2 separate regions of the Homo sapiens genome follow, and region 1 is linked to region 2. A link is an interaction called in ENCODE POLR2A ChIA-PET data of the cell type or tissue named here. Cell type or tissue: PC-3. All regions are shown on one strand. Each heading gives the region's core, and the rest is flanking DNA. Links, peaks and the distances in the headings are about the cores only. Region 1 overlaps ATP2B4 (ATPase plasma membrane Ca2+ transporting 4). Region 2 has its middle 34 kb from the start of ATP2B4.

Evidence for each region. Peaks named below come from ENCODE experiments on the same cell type or tissue, not always from the same donor. Only the 100,000 strongest peaks of a DNase experiment are listed, where the experiment ranks them.
Region 1: POLR2A ChIA-PET joins it to region 2 with 10 read pairs; 10 of 35 experiments call an interaction of 5 or more read pairs at or near these places.

What each region holds. Positions count from the first base shown.
Region 1 is chr1:203,658,822-203,667,148 of GRCh38, forward strand. All of the region lies in intron 1 of ATP2B4 (ATPase plasma membrane Ca2+ transporting 4), which reads left to right. Among named protein-coding and RNA genes, the nearest start is that of ATP2B4, 36 kb to the left of the region's middle. In PC-3, for the core only: CTCF peaks have their summits at 4,534 and 4,734; DNase peaks (open chromatin) are centred at 2,940, 4,640 and 5,160; H3K4me3 peaks cover 761 bases; H3K27ac peaks cover 3,632 bases.
Region 2 is chr1:203,588,996-203,597,322 of GRCh38, forward strand. No RefSeq gene overlaps it. Among named protein-coding and RNA genes, the nearest start is that of ATP2B4, 34 kb to the right of the region's middle. RefSeq lists a silencer at 4,732-4,881. In PC-3, for the core only: a CTCF peak has its summit at 4,811 (motif pointing right); DNase peaks (open chromatin) are centred at 1,756 and 5,066; H3K4me3 peaks cover 859 bases; H3K27ac peaks cover 3,034 bases.

The sequences.
Region 1 (8,327 bases), core at 55-8,054, 70 kb after region 2:
GGTGAAACCCCGTCTCTACTAAAAATACAAAAATTAGCTGGGCGTGGTGGTGTGTGCCTGTAATCCCAGCTACTGAGGAGGCTGAGGCAGGAGAATTGCTTGAACCCAGGAGGTGGAGGTTGCAGTGAGCCGAGATCGCGCCACTGCACTCCAGCCTGGGTGACAAAGTGAGACTGCGTCTGAAAAAAAAAAAATTAGAAGGTGAATATAGTAATTGGAGTTTAAGTGTTCTAAGGTCCTTATATTTTCTAGGGAAAAAATTAAAGATATTGCTTATTAGAAGTCTTTATGTTAAGATTTCTAGGCTAATACTAAAAAACTTGGTATAATATAACTTCCAAACTAGCAGAGGGGAAGAAAAATGAAAAGGAAACACAAATGAAAATGATAGAAAATGTGTCAGTTAAAAAAAAATTTATGGTTGTGATATCGAAGAAAATAATAAAGATTACCATTTCTTGAGTAGCTCTTGTATTAATCACTTTGAATCATTAATCTTTATAATTTCATGTAATATATGTCAGAATGACAAGCCCAAAGCAGGTATTTAAAAATTATAGTTTCTGGCCAGGTGCAGTGGCTCACACCCATAATCCCAGCACTTTGGGAGGCAGAGGTGGGAGGATCACTTGAGCCCAGGAGTTTGAGACCAGCCGAGACCACACAGCAAAACGTTGTCTCTACAAAAACATTTGAAAATTAGCCAGGCATGGTGGCACACCCCTGTAGTCCACAAAGGAGGCTGAGGTGGGAGGATCACTTGAGCCCAGAGGCTGAGGCTTCAGTGAGTTCTGATCATGCCACTGCATTCCAGCCTGAGTAACAGAGCAAGACCCTGTCTCAAAAAATAAAAATAAAAATTAGCTAGGCATGTGGGGGAAGCCTGTAGTTCTAGCTACTGGGGAGGCTGAAGCGGGAAGATTGCTCCATCCAGCCTGGTTGGCAGGGTGAGACCCTGTTGCTAAAAAAAATATATAAAAAGCTGGGTGTGGTGGCTCACGCCTGTAATTCCAGCACTTTGGGAGGCCAAGGCAGGTGGATCACAAGATCAGGAGTTCAAGATCAGCCTGGCCAAAATGGTGAAATCCTGTCTCTACTAAAAACACAAAAATTAGCCGGGCGTGGTGGCAGGTGCCTGTAATCTCAGCTACTCGGGAGGCTGAGGCAGGAGAATCGCTTGAACCTGGGAGCTGGAGGTTGCAGTGAGCCAAGATTGTGCCACTGCACTCCAGCCTGGGCGGCAGAGCAAGACTCCATCTCAAAAAAAAAAAAAAAAAAAGAAAGAAAGAAAGAAAGAAACTTGTCCAAGGTCACAGAGCTTGGATTCCAATCCAAGTATTTGAAATTCAACCCAAGCTACTTTTCCCTTTACCATGTGGTAGATTTTTTCTCTCTAATGCCAAAACATCATGTAACAGCCAAGACCATGAGTTTTTTGGACCTGGGTTTATGGTCCAGTTTCACCACAAGTTAACTGCAGAGCTTTAGGCCTCAGTTCCTTCAGTTGTTGAAAGAGGATAAAAATAGCTATCACAAAAGGTAGTAGGTTGGAAGATCGTGAGAATGCACGCCATTGGGGTGAGAATGTATCACTTGGGGTGGTGGAGATAAAAAATGAGGTCCCAGTTCAATGTAACAGCCGATGAATAGGCTCCTAGGGAGCAGTAAGAAGAGAACGGAGGTGGGGGGTGGGGGGAGGCCTGGGCACAGTGGCTCACGCCTGTAATTCCAGCACTTTGGGAGACCGAGGTGGGCAGATCGTGAGGTCAAGAGATCGAGACCAGCCTGGCCAACATGGTGAAACCCCATCTCTGCTGAAAATACAAAAATTAGCTGGGCATGGTGTGAGCACCTGTAATCCCAGCTACTTGGGAGGCTGAGGCAGGAGAATTGCTTGAACCTGGGAGACGGAGGTTGCAGTGAGCCAAGATCGCACCACTGCACTCCAGCCTAGCAAGGGTGAGACTCTGTCTCAAAAAAATAAATAAATAAGAAGAAGAGCACAGGGACTGGGCACGGTGGCTCATGCCTGTAGTCCCAGCACTTTGGGAGGCCGAGGCAGGCGGATCACTTGAGGTTAGGAGTTCGAGACCAGCTTGGCAACATGGTGAAACCCTGTCTCTACTAAAAATACAAAAATTAGCCGGGCATGGTGGGGTGGCCCTCTAGTTCCAGCTATTTGGGAGGCCGAGGCAGGAGAATTGCTTGAACCCAGGAAGCAGAGGTTACAGTGAGCTGAGATCGCGCCACTGCACTCCAGCCAGAGCAACAAGAGAGAAACTTTGTCTAAAAAAAAAAAAAACTTTCCCAAGGTCAAATGGGTAGTGATCTGGGATTTGGGCTGTCTGTCCACAGAGCTTATGCTCTTAATCTCTGCACCATACTTTAAGAGGTGAATGATCACTGAGAAAGAGAGCTCTCATGTCTGGAAAGCACCTCAAAGGCAATATTATGAAAAAAGTGTGGCTTCTGCCAAAGTCGGGTTTGGATTCTGGCTTGGCTTCTTACTGTGTGAGCCTAGACAAAGTATTTAGCCAGTTTTCTCCTCTGTAAAATGGGAGTGATACGACCCATTTCCCAAGGTTGTTGAGAGGATCAAATGAGATACTAATACAGAGTGATCAAAAAGCCTGGAGACTTAGTTCCCCATCTTGGGTCAGGAAAGCCTTAGCTGTACCTGCTGTAACCAGGTGCCTGTGTTCTCTGAGCTGATGATGGGGTGACTTTGGGAGAGGAGAGGATGAACACAGATGCCTTTCTCCTGCTCTTTGAAAAGGTGATTTGTCTACCCTATGCCCACCACCCTCAATGCACTCCCACCATTGTCTCCTACCACACACAAGCATGCTGCATGGTATTCAGAAAGCCCAGTCTGTTTCTCCACCCCTTTGCCTTGTCACTCAGCTTTGCCAGGTCCCTTGAGTTCTTTGATGTTGTGCCAGGCTCTGTGTGGGCTCCCAGCCCTGGGCGTGTCTGTGGTGACTGACCTGTGCCCCACTGGCCTCCACCTCCATTACCACAATGGATCTGAACTCTCGGTGACAGCAGCTGCTGGTCCACATCTGGAATTTAGCTCTGCTCTTCCCTTCTCCACCCTTCTCACCTGTCTATACCAGGATGACTCTTCCATCTGCTCTTCTTCCTTCTCCTATTTTTATTTATTTATTTTACTGTGATAAAATATACAGAACATAAAATTTGCCATCTTCACCTTTTTTTTTTTTTGAGATGGAGTCTCACTCAGTTGCCCAGGCTGGGGTGCAGTGGCACGATCTCACTGCAAGCTCTGCCTCCGGGTTTCACACCATTCTCCTGCCTCAGCCTCCCGAGTAGCTGGGACTGCAGGTGCCTGCCACCACGCCCGACTAATTTCTTTTTGTATTTTTAGTAGAGACAGGGTTTCACCGTGTTAGCCAGGATGGTCTCGATCTCCGGACCTCATGATCCACCCGTCTCAGCCTCCCAAAGTGTTGGGATTACAGGCATGAGCCACCGCTCCCAGCTTATCTTAACCATTTTTAAGTAGACCGTTCAGTGGTACTAACTACATTCCCAGTGTAGGTTTCCCATCACCATCATCCATGTCTAGAACTTCTCCTTCATCCCAAACTGAAACTCTGTACCCATTAAACAATAATGCCCATTCCCCACTCCATCCAGCCTGTGGTAACCTCCACTCTACTTCCTGTCTCTATGAATTTGCCTATTCTACATACTTCATATGAATAGAATTATACTGTATTTGTTTGTGTGTGTGTGACTGGCTTATTTCACTTAGCATAATGTTTTCAAGGTTCATCCGTGTGGCAGCATGTGTCAGAACATCCTTCCTTGAATAATAATTCCATTGTATGGATGTGCCACACTTGTTTGTCCATTCATCTGCCCATGGAGGCCCTCCTTTTTTAAATCACATTTTTTGGGTATATCATAATTTGCAGTAATATGAAGAGAATAGCCTACTCTTTCCTTGTAGCAGGAAACTGAGGAGGGTCACTCTCCCAGATAGTGGAAGGCAGGTGGAATTGAGTGTGCTGTTTATAAACTCTGTCCTGAGGTTTTACTCTTCCAGAGGTCTCTTTTCTCGACAAATACTTAATGCGCATGACATCACCTGAACCCAGAAGTGCTAGCTAGAGAGAAGTGATTATCTGGGGCCAGAACCTTGCATTTGCTTGCCTTCCTAGGGAAAGACCCTATTGTTAACCCTGGAGATTCCCTCCTTTCAATGCTGAAGGCCTTTAAAGGGTCTAGAGACTGTAGAGCAACATTTTGTTTCCTGTTTATATTTTTTGGGTTTGTGTTTGCTTTTGTTTTTTGCATTTCTTCCCCTTGTCAGTCTTTGTCCTTCCTGGTCCTGATGCACTTCAATATTTCTGGATGTGCTGTACTATAATCATAGGCCTTCTTAATATGGGTGTATCCTGTCTTCTTTATTTAGAATTCTGCGGACTGGGAATTCCCTAAGGGAAAGAGCCTTCTTCCTTTCTTTTTCTAATCTTCCTCCACCCTTTTTTGTTCTCCTCCCTTTTGTACCTCCACAACACACCAGGAGGTGTACCGCCTCCATCTAGACCACAAACTGTACTCTCAGGGTACCCATGGCCAAGAAGAATGACACACACACACATCACACATACATTCAGCATGTCTCACTGTTACCTCTGAGAGGAAGTAGGAGAACCTATATTAATCCTCTGAGCTCATCAGGACAGGAATCCCCAGCTCCAATGTCCTGGGTTGGGCCTAGAATTATCCCACTATTTTCTACAGGCTGCTCTCTCTCTCTCTTTTTTTTTTTTTAAGCAAGGTCTTGCTCTGTCACCATGCTAGAGTGCAGTGGTGTGATCATAGCTTACCGCAGCTTCAAACTCCTGGGCTCAAGCAATCTTCCCTCCTCAGCCTCCTAAGTAGTGGGGACTACAGGCACATGCTACCACACCCAGCTAATTTTTTATTTTTTGTAGAGACGGTGTCTCACTGTATTGCCCAGGCTGGTCTCAAACTCCTGGCCTCAAGCGATCCTCCTGCCTCGGCCTCCTGAGTCTCTGGGATTACAGGCATGAGCCACTGTGCCCAGCCTCTTCTCTCCAATTTCTTTTAGGACCTTGTAGTATGGAGTATGCCTTAGCTTCTTCTAGGCTCTTCCTGTGGTTGCATGGCCTTAACTGAGTGAGTCACTTCACCTTTAAGACCATATGCTCTAAAATCTGTCAAAGAATGATATTGTCAGTCCTGTCTATCTTAAAAGATTGTTGCAAAGATCAAATGTCAGAGTGCTTTGAAAACTGTGAAGCATTATCCACATGTGAGTTCTTAACAGAGTTCCTTTACTCTCATGAACTCTTTCTGTCTTTTTACTTAGTCTTGCTGACACCACTTAAAAAGGAACCTCAGACAGATAGATTCCCCAGATATAGCTGCAAAAATTAGAGATTCTGGAGAAGTCTGGGAATGGGGAGTACCAATGTCCTCCTGGTACACAGAGCCAAGGGTCCAGATCCAGGACTGGAAAGTATAGGAACACGGTGGCCAGAGGCACGGGGAGGCTCTGACAGAGGGGCAGGAGCAGTTTGCCTCCACTGTTCAGTGGCTTCTTAAGATACTTGATCTTCATCCAAGGGCAAGGGCCTTTGCACATGAAAAAAGTAATAATCCTTTCAACTTTGGTATGGGGTAGATGACTTTTTGATCCCCATTTTTTTAGATGAGGAAATGAAGGCTCAGGGAGAATGGATTTGGAGGAGGTTTGGCTGAGAGGCACTGGTGCTACTTGGGAAGGACTTCATGGGAGAGCCTGTGAGCTGTGAGGGGCAGGAGCCTGGCCCGGGTGCAGGGGCCCCACGGGGCTGGCCACTTTGACATCTTCAGCTCTGGCTCTGGTGCATCCCCATGTCAAACTGGATTCACTACTGGTTTTCTTCCTTAGATATTTTTCAGGATTTGGTGACCCAAGGGAATGCCAGGTTGACAGTTAACTGCACCTGCTAGTCCTTAAGGTACTTTTATTTTATTTTATTTTATTTTTGAGACAGAGTCTCGCTCTGTCACCCAGGCTGGAGTGCAGTGGCGCGATCTTGGCTCACTGCAAGCTCCGCCTCCCGGGTTCACGCCATTCTCCTGCCTCAGCCTCCCGAGTAGCTGGGACTACAGGCGCCTGCCACCGCGCCTGGCTAATTTTTTGTGTTTTTAGTAGAGATGGACTTTCACCGTGGTCTCAATCTCCTGACCTCGTGATCTGCCCACCTCAGCCTCCCAAAGTGCTGGGATTACAGGCGTGAGCCACCGCACCCGGCCCTTAAGGTACTTTTAAAGATTTTAGAAAGGTGAATATAGCCCACAGGAGCAAGGCCCATCTGGCAAAACTTAGGGTGGATTTCATCTCCCAAACCACCTCCTTACCTGGTGCCCATGTTCAGGGCACATGCTACCTGACTGTATGTAGCAGCTCTGAAAAGAGAAGGTTCCCCTCTGCTCAGGGTGAGCCCTTAGTGGGAGGCCCACGCTGTGATGAGCTCTCTCCTGCAGCAGCTTGATGGCCACAAGCTGGCAGCAGGGGAAACCCTAGAGGTTTTGGGTAGGCACAGGCTAGCAGGCGTGGGAGATGTTTCTGCCCTTCCTTTGACACCCAATACAGATTTCTTTGCCTCAGGTGTCTCTGCCCCTGTCCTGCTTTCCTGTCAAGATTGTGTAGCCTTGGCCGGGCTCGGTGGCTCACGCCTGTAATCCCAACACTTTGGGAGGCCAAGATGGGCGGATCACGAGGTCAGGAGTTCAAGACCAGCCTGGCCAATATGGTGAAACCCTGTCTCTACTAAAAATACAAAAATTAGCCAGGCACAGTGGTGCGTGCCTGTAGTCCCAGGTACTCAGGAGGCTGAGGCAGGAGAATCACTTGAACCCGGGAGGCGGAGGTTGCAGTGAGCCGAGATTCACAGCACTGCACTCCAGCCTGGTGACAGAGCTAGACTCCATCTCAAAAAAAAAAAAAAAAATTGTGTAGCCTTTTTATCCAGTGCTCAGCACAATATTTTGCTAATACATGCTTAAATGTAAAATGAGGGGATTTGTTTAGACTTTTCCATCTACGTGGCTATGATTATGGGATTCTTGTTTGATGTAGTTGGTGGGAAAAGCAGAGGACATGCTCCCTGAAAAGACCAGGAACTTACTGGCTAGTATTGTTACTGGTGATAAAATTGTGACAGGTCTGACCTGCCTCCTAGCTTGTGGTCAGCCTACCTGCTTTGAGAAGGTGGTGGAGCATACGTGGTAATTAACCTACAGTGGTGCCACAGTTGCTGCTTCTGGGTAGAGCAGAGCGGTGAGCAACTCTGTCTCCTTTCCAAGCTGGCACCAGCTCAGGAGGAAGCATCCAAGGGGATTCTCATAAGCCACAGAGAACTGCCCATGAGTATGAAAGGGAATTCCTGGGCCAGGTGGCCACACTCAGCTGACAGCTCCTGCTGGGAGGAATGGTAGCATTTTGGTTTCTTACAATGTTCTCCATCTGGCTCCTTTGAAATGAGAGTTGAAAGGGTCCTGACCAGGGGACCTGCAGGAGGTGGACAGCAAGGCAGGCCTCAATTCTGGAAACAGCACCTCCACACATCACTTCTGGGGATAATTATCTCATCTGCCCTCTTTCAGGCAAAACTCAGAGTCTTTGGAGGGCCTTCGCTTTCCCAAAGTAGCTTAATTTTGGCCCCCGTTCTTCGTGCCTCCTAGGTTTTGTTGGGTGGACATTTAACATAGTAGAAAGCTGACTCCTCTTCCTATTAACCTCCTAGGTTTATCTCACCATCTGAATAGGGCCTTATAATCCTACAAATGAGGCCTCTCTCCCTATGCTCACCAGGAAAAATTGAACTCTCAAGACTGTCCATTTTCTTTGCCCTGTTATGGAAACTTCTCTTCCTTTTGCCATATCCCCCTCTTATCTTGGCTCTTGAAACTATTCCCTTAGGAAGAAAAAGGCAGTTCCCTTCCTGCCCTTCTTTTGAACCAAACTTCTGTTTGTGGTCTTGGAAACCATGACAACCTGGCCTAAGAAGCCACTTTGACCATCTTGGAAGTTAATATTTCAGTGCTGTGTACTCACAATTGTGAGCTCTCTAGCACCTTTTTGCTTTTGTTTTGTTTCGTTTTAAGATAGGGTCTCACTTTGTCATCCAGGCTGGAGTACAGTGGTGCCATCTCCACTCACTGCAACCTCTGCGTCCCAGGTTCAGGAGATCCTCCCACCTCAGCCTCCAGAGTAGCTGGGACTATAGGTGCGCACCACCATGCCTGGCTAATTTTTGTATATTTTGTAGAGATGGGGTTTC
Region 2 (8,327 bases), core at 219-8,218:
GCTGCAATAGGAGGGAGGGAAGGATGAGAAGACAAGGATGGCAGGGAAGTGGGGAAGGGGCAAACCTGGCAATTCCAGCTTTAGCTACTGAGTTTCTCTGGAAAAAGAAAATTTCATGTGAAAGCAAGGGCATCATTGGATGTAAGGAGTTCTCTGCTATGTCATCACTCTATCCACAGCACCCAGCACAAAGGAAGCTTTTTAAAAATGCATGCTGCATGAGCATCAGTGAATTAATCCCTAAACAACTGTCCATCCTTTTTTCCATCCTCTCCTGCAGGCCCAGCTGTCCCCAGCCTAGTCAGAGAGGAGAAAGGACTTTATCCTGATCCACTCTGGGCCTGGAGCTCTCTGTAGCCAATTTGTGGCATTACTGAGGAGAAAGATGCATTTGGGATCAGCCCACATCCCAGCCCCTGCTCGGCAGGAGGGCTGATGGGGCCTCAGGCTGTGAAAGAGAAAGTCTGAAAATGGCAGAAAGAGGCTGTTAATAAAAACAGGAGGGGTGTGGCTCAGGGGCTTGTGTACATAACACATTCATTCATGCAGATTCACAAAAGCCCATCTTTTTTCAGATACGAAGATACACACTCATAAAAGCAGAGACGCACTTTAAGATCCTGATATGTGTTTCCTCCCTACCTTATCCCCAACATATATAATAAAGTCATGAAATCACACAATACCTTCCAACCTTGCTCTCCCTCCCACAGAGTGGAGTTCTCCCAGAAAGCAATGTAGCCTGGGCCCAGAGCTTGGGGAGTAACTAACACCATTTGCATTTTTCCCAGGAAATGGGAAGAGCTGGTGTGGCATGTGGCAGCCCAAGCCCTCACACATCCCACTGACTGACATTTTGACATCCTTGAATTTGGCCGGGCTGCTCTGCGGAGACAAATCTTCCCCCTGTCCCTTCCCAGACAATCTCACTTCATTCTGACGGCTCTTGGCCCTAGCCTGTCAAACTAGGTCCTTGGTCCCTGAACACAGCACAACATGGGTACCTTCACACTAGCCCCGCTTCAAGAGGAACCAGATCACTCTTCTCTGTCTCAGTACTCTCCCAACACCAGCCCCCCACCGCTTCTCTTTTTAAGAGACAGGAAGGGCTGGGCACGGTGGCTTGCACCTGTAATCCCAGCACTTTGGGAGGTCTCAGTGGGTGGATTACAAGGTCAGGAGTTCGAGACCAGCCTGGCCAAGATGGTGAAACCCCGTCTTTACTTAAAAAAAAATATACAAAAAATATTAGCTGGGCGTGGTGGCGCATGCTATAATCCCAGCTACTCAGGAGGCTGAGGCAGGAGAATTGCTTGAACCTGGGAGGCAGAGGTTGCAGTGAGCCACTATCGCCCCACTATACTCCAGCCTGGGTGACAGAGCGAGACTCCGTCTCAAAAAAAAAAGAGACAGGATCTTGCTCTGTTGCCCAGGCTGGAGTGCAGTGGTGAGATCACAGCTCACTGCAGCCTCAACCTCCTGGGCTCAAGAAATCCTCCCACCTCAGCCTCCCATGTAGCTCGGACTAGAGGTGCATGCCACCATGCCTGGCTAACCAGCACCTCTCTTTTCAGTCCCTGCCCCATATTCACTCCCTTCAAGAAGTCTTCTCTAATTAAATCTGTTTTGTTCTAAATGATCTGGCTTCTCGGCACTCAGTAAGAAAATTGCTTTCTGTTTATTGCTTGTTGTCTGAGCTGTGTCAGGTCTGACTCATGAGCGTGCCATCTCCCCTACTAGATAAAGGCTTGTTGATCCTCCAAACAGCATCCCCTCCCTTCAGGGTCTGGTAGAATTCTGCCCTCAGGGTGGACTCAACAAAAGGAGTGCCCTCACATGACATAATTGTTAAGGTTTCAAGGCTGTTGGTTTGCAGAGGATCCTGATGGAGACCAGTGGCCTTAAGAAATAGGAGCAATGACATAGAGCTGGAGCCATTTGGGTTCCAGAGCTGAGAGCCCTTCCCAGAAATGACTGTCTAATGATTAGCATGGCTTGAGTAGAGAGCAGCCCCTCATCTGGTTTCAAAGGCAGAATATGCCTCCTGCTTATTTCCTTGAATTCCCTAGAAGAGTCTCCTATGCCAGGGAGAGTGTGGGACAGAGCCAGCCAGGTGAGAGTGCAGGGGAGGCCCTGGAAGGCAGGAGCCAGAGGCAGAGGAACAGAGGGAAGAAGGGGGAGGAAGATGACAGAAAGAAAGTGGGCTTGGGAAAAAGAGTCATAACAAAGGAAGAGAAACGGAAAGGGAAGAAAGATAAAAACTGACAAGAAAAATAAAGGAGGCTGGGCGTGGTGGCTCACATCCATAATCCTAGTGCTTTGGGAGGCCGAAGCGGGAGGAGGAGGATCGCTTGAGGCCAGGAGTTCAAAAGCAGAGAGAGGAATTGGGGGGCGGAGGGGATGGGGGTGATGGTGTGGGGAAAGAGAGAGAGACATTTTCTTACGGAAATTCTTAGTCTGGTCTAAGTCCTAAGTCCTTCATAAGGGCATTTGTTTTGGGAAGAGAGGAATGAGCAAGGAAAAGAGGATAGTGGAAAGGTTCTCTGGAGCCTGCTTCTCTCCCGAAGGCCTGATTTCCCCCAAAAGGCAACAGACATCTCTTCCCTGACTGATGGCTCAGACAGTGGGGTCTGTGAGGAGGGTGGAAGGAGCAGGAACTATCCAACCAGAGCATAGAACACTGAGCAGGACATCAGGGCCATTGTCCAGACCCCAAAGCCAGTGGTCTCCCTCCTGACACAGTCAGGACTTGTTAGCTGAACAAGGGAAAGAATGCCTTCTCCCTGACAAAGCTGGAGGAAGGGCTGGAAGCAGGATGGGGCCTGGGTTGTGTTGGCATCTTGGGAATCTCTCTTTAAAATTTCAGAGTTAGACCAGAGCAGCACCTTGTCCGGTAGATTACTGAAGTCTTGCCTAGAGGCTGGGGGAAGGAAGACAGGACCTCTACAGGTCACTAGGTACAAATGTATTATAAACGATTCAGACATACAAAGAGATACAAAGAATAGCATTAATGAGTGTGAAGCCCTGCTTAAGTAAACCACTGCTGCCACCCCCGAAGGTCCTGCTTATGCTCCTCTTCCTCCCCAGGTGACCGCTATTCTGAACTTGGCATTTATCCCTCTTGGGGAATTCTCTACCCTAGGATTCCTGCCTCTCCTCTGTTAGCCTCTGGCATCCCCCCAGCTCCCTCACATCAGGACTCCATTCATCCAGTGCTGCCTGATCGGGCTCCCCCTCCTGCCTGGCCTCTCTCTCCCTGCCGGGATGGCTGAGTAGACAATCAATATTTATGTGAAGCCACCAGGCCTAGCTTCCACAGGGAGGCCCAGCAGACAGAGGCAGAGAGTTGCCATCCCCAGCGTGGGCGGGTTTCAACTCAGACACAAAGCAAGTGAGGAGCCGTGCCGGGCCCAGGTGCCTGGCGTCTCTGGCTGGGCTGAGGCTTACAGGAGCCGGGAGCTGGCCAGACCCTGAGACTCCAGCCCTCATGCCTGGGGCCTCACATCTCATTCTGACAGCTCCTCCCATTCCTGCCTGAGGTTCATAGCTCTTGCCTGTTGACTCTGGTGATTGACCAGGTGAAATCCCTAAGTAAGGCTGGGGGATGGGGTGGGGGGCAGGGAAGTTGGGGGCTGGGAGGAGAATAAGAAGCAACTTATTCACTCCCAGGGTACAAGGCAGCACCACAGCTGTCTGGCTGGTGGGGACTTTGGAGAGCAGTCTATTTGCATTCCAGGGCTCCAGGCCACCCACCAGCAGCCCCCTCCTCTCCAGATGTTTATACATCATGTTCCTGGAGACCCTGCTCTCCAGCATTCTACCTGGGTCACCCCTCCTCTTCTCAGAGTGGCCTCTTGCTTCTGGTCCAGGTTCCGTCTTCCTCAGGAAGTCTCTCTTGGTTAAGCCTCCCTGGCTCTTACTACTTATCCCCCTACATTCCGTCCATTCTCACATGATCAACTGGCACAATGGTCATTTCCTCTTATGAAATTTCAGCCTGTGTGCTGTGAAGTAGCTTTCCTTCCTCTACAAGCTTCTGGATAGCAGGGACCATGGCTGATCCATCTTGGGCGTCTCTCGCAGCCCTTTTCACAAGTGGCTCCGTAAGTGCTAAAGGACCAAATGACCTCTGAAGGTTTCTCAAGAATGGGGCTGCTCATGTCTTATCTTTTCTTGGAGCCAATAAAGGCATACCCATTCTTGATTGTTGAGTGAGTGGAGAAAACTCCCAGAAAAATCACTGCAGCTGACCACTCAATCTCCTTTTCCCACACACTGCTCACCTGCCCACCCCTAGGCCCCCCAAGCAGCAGAAGCACCCACCATGCTGGCATCACGCCGCTATGAAGCCCCTGGCTGATCTTGTTTGGGTTTCAGGAGACTGGTTTGAGGGCTTCTGTACTCATTTATCAGTCTCCACAATGTTTGTAAAAACCACCCAGAATGACAAAGGCAAGATTTCTGCAGCTTTCCTGCTTCCACACTCACAGTTTTACCAGATATTTGATCTTCACAGGTGGATCTCTATTATACAGGTGAGGAAACTGAGGCTTACAGATGGAGCAATTGATCTGGAGCTCCCAGTGTGGACGCAGGTCTTCTGACTCTAGTCTACCACACTGCCCCGACACCGCTCAGCCCCTCTCACCCTCTGACATAGCTCTCACAAACCATCACAGGAAAGGTATCTCCGCCTTTGGGCTGGATACAAAGGTCTTTGAAGATGATTCAAAGCTGGATGCAAGAAAGGAGAAGACTGAGAAGGTCTTTAGGTCTGTGCAGGGCCGCGGCTGCCCTTGGGGTTTCTTGCCACCAGGTGGGGCATAGCAGTTCCTAATAGAGGCCAACTCTGTCAGGCAAGAGGGTTGCCACTAGTGAGCCAGTGATCTTTGCCTGGTGATCTCCACACTTCCTTCCATCCACCAGTAACTAGGACAACGTCATAGACGGTCAAGCAGCACAGATACACTCTGGGAGGCCCTGAGGCCTTCAAGAATCAGCAAGGCCTCCCTAAGCTTAGTCAGACATGAGCAACACTCAGGCTTTCCTTCCCTTGGGTTTTTCCAGGGACCAGGTGGTTACAGCTGCCACATTCTGAGGACTTAGCACAGAGCCCCTCTGCTAAGCACACACCTACATCATCATATAACTTCCTCACTAAAAGAATTCATGAGGAAAGTGTATCCTTGTTTACAAATGAGCCAGTGGGGGCCAGGCACGATGGCTCATGCCTGTAATCTCAGCACTTCGGGAGGCCGAGGCGGGTGGATCACCTGAAGTCAGGAGTTCGAGACAAGCCTGGCTAACATGGTAAAACCCTGTTTCTACTAAAAATATAAAAATTAGCTGGGTGTGGTGGGGTGGCACGTGCCTGTGATCCCAGCTACTCAGGAGGCTGAGGCAGGAGAATGCTTGAACCCGAGAGGCAGACGCTGCAATGAGCCAAGATTGTGCTATGGGTGACAAGGCAAGACTCCGACTCAAAAAAAAAAAAAAGGAGCCAATGGGACACAACAAGGTTAAGTAACTTGTCTGAAGACTTGTAGCTAGTGAGTGGCAGTGTACCCAGGTCTTTCTTGTGTGTGTGTGTGTGTGTGTGTGTGTGTGTGTGTGTGTGTGTTTTGAGACAGAGTTTCGCTCTTGCTGCCCAGGCTGGAGTGCAATGGAGTGATCTAGGCTCACTGCAACCTCTACCTCCTGAATTCAATTGATTCTCCTGCCTCAGCCTCCCGAATAGCTGGGATTACAGGCACACACCACCACGCTCGGCTAATTTTGCATTTTTCGTAGAGACAGGGTTTTTCCATGTTGGTCAGGCTGGTCTTGAACTCCCAACCTCAGGTGATCCACCCACCTCGGCCTCCCAAAGTGCTGGAATTACAGGCGTGAGCCACTGAGCCAGATCCCAAACCCAGGTCTTTCTAAAGCTAATCTCTACAACCTCTCCACTATGCTGCTCCCTGTAAGCCTTCCTACTCATTAGGACTGCATTCCTTCTTGTGAATTAAATTAAAAACAAAACAAAACAGACTGCATCTTGACTAGGCCAGGAAATTTACATTTTGTTTGGCTTTGTTTTTGTTTTAGATGGGGTCTTACTCTGTCACCGAAGCTGGAGTGCAGTGGCACGATCTCAGCTCACTGCAGCCTCTGCCTCCCATGCTCAAGTGATCCTCCCATTTCAGCCTCCTAGGACCACAGATGCAAGCCACCATGCCTGGCTAATTGTTTGTATTTTTGGTAGAGACAGGGTTTTGCCATGTTGCCCAGGCTGTTACTTTTTTTTTTCTTTTTCAATAGAAACAGGGTCTTGCTCTGTCGCCCAGGGTGGAGTGTAGTAGCTCACTGCAGCCTCAAACTCCCAGGCTCAAGTGACTCTCCCAAGTAGCTGGGACTACAGGCACACACCACCACATCTGGCTACTTTTTATAATTTTTTGTAGAGATGGGGTCTCATTATGTTGCCCAAGCTGGTCTCAAACTTCTGGCCTCAAGTGATGCTCCCACCTTGGCCTCCCAAAGTGCTGAGATTACAGACGTGAGCCACTACACCAGCCTATTTTTAATTGTTATTCTTTGTTTTTAATAAGTCATATGTTCAAATAATTTATAAGTTACCAAAAATTATCTTATTAAAAGTCTTGGCTTATGCCTGTAATCCTAGCATTTTGCAAGGCCAAGGCAGCAGGATTGCCAAGGCAGCAGCAAGGCCAACTTGAGGTCAGGAGTTCAAGACTAGCCTGGCCAACATAGCGAAACCCTGTCTCTACTAAAAATACAAAAATTAACCAGGCGTGGTGGTGCAGGCCTGTAGTCCCAGCTACTCAGGAAGCTGAGGCAGGAGAATTGCTTGAACCCAGGAGGCAGAGGTTGCAGTGAGCTGAGATCGCTTCCCTGCACTCCAACCTGGGCGACAAAGTGAGATGAAAGAAAGAAAGAGAGAGAGAGAGAGGAAGGAAGGAAGGAAGGACTTCCAGTCTCCTTTTTTTTTTTTTTTTTTTGAGACAGAGTCTCGCTCTGTCACCCAGGCTGGAGTGCAATGGCACGATCTGGGCTCACCGCAACCTCCGCCTCCTGGGTTCAAGCGATTATCCTGCCTCAGCCTCCCGAGTAGCTGGGATTACAGGCGTGTGCCACCATGCCCGGCTAATTTTTCTATTTTTAGTAGAGACGGGGTTTCACCATGTTGGCCAGGCTGGTCTCGAACTCCTGACGTCAGGTGATCTGCCCACCTTGGCCTCCCAAAGTGCTGGGATTATAGACATGAGCCACTGCGCCCGGCCTTCCTTCCAGTCTTGATTCCCAAGCATATACTCACCCTTCCCAGAAGCAACTGATGTTGCCGGGCACGGTGGCTCACGCCTATAATCCTAGCACTTTGGGAGGCCAAGGTGGGTGGATCATCTGAGGTCGGGAGTTCGAGATCAGCCTGACCAACATGGAGAAACCCCGTCTCTACTAAAAATACAAAAAAATAATTAGCTGGGCATGGTTGTACATGCCTGTAATTCCAGCTACTCGGGAGGCTGAGGCAGGATAATCGCTTGAACCCGGGAGGCGGAGGTTGCGGTGAGCCCAGTTCGTGCCATTGCACTCCAGCCTGGGCAACAAGAGCGAAACTCCGTCTCAAAAAAAAATAAAAAAATAAAGCAACTGATGTTACTATCTCCTGAATGTCCTTCCATATATACATTATGCAAAACAAGTAATTCTGCATAAATATTCCTTCCCTCACTCTTTCTACACAGATGACAAGATATTATACACATCACTCTGTGCTTGAATTTTGTACTAAACAATGAGTTCTGGGGATTATCCCATATCCAGACATAAAGTGTCTTTCATTTCTCTTGATGACTGCAGAGTATTCCATTGTTGACAAATCCATTTAACCAGGCTTCTATGATGGATGTTTAGGTTGTTTCCAATCTTTTGCTATTAAAAAGAATGTGACAGTGAGAAACTTTGTGTATAGTGTCATTTTGCACATGTGCAAGGCCATCTGTAGGATAAATTTCTAGACATGAAACTGCTGAGTAAATAGGCTCTGGAATTAAACACTCCCAAAGTGAGGCAGAATCAAATGGGGGAAGAATAGACTGGTGCCTTTTATCCTGTCTGTCACTTCCCAGCTGTGCGATCTCAAGCAAGGTAGCCTCTCTATGCCTTGGTTCCTAGTCTGTGAAAGTGCTTGCCTTCTTGGAAAGTAGCTGCCAGGGTTCAAGTCAAAGGGGTAATATATATATATAAAGTGCCCAGCATGAAGCCTGGCTTAGAGGGTTACTAAACGATAGAGAAATGATCATTTTCCTTGTTCCCCAATC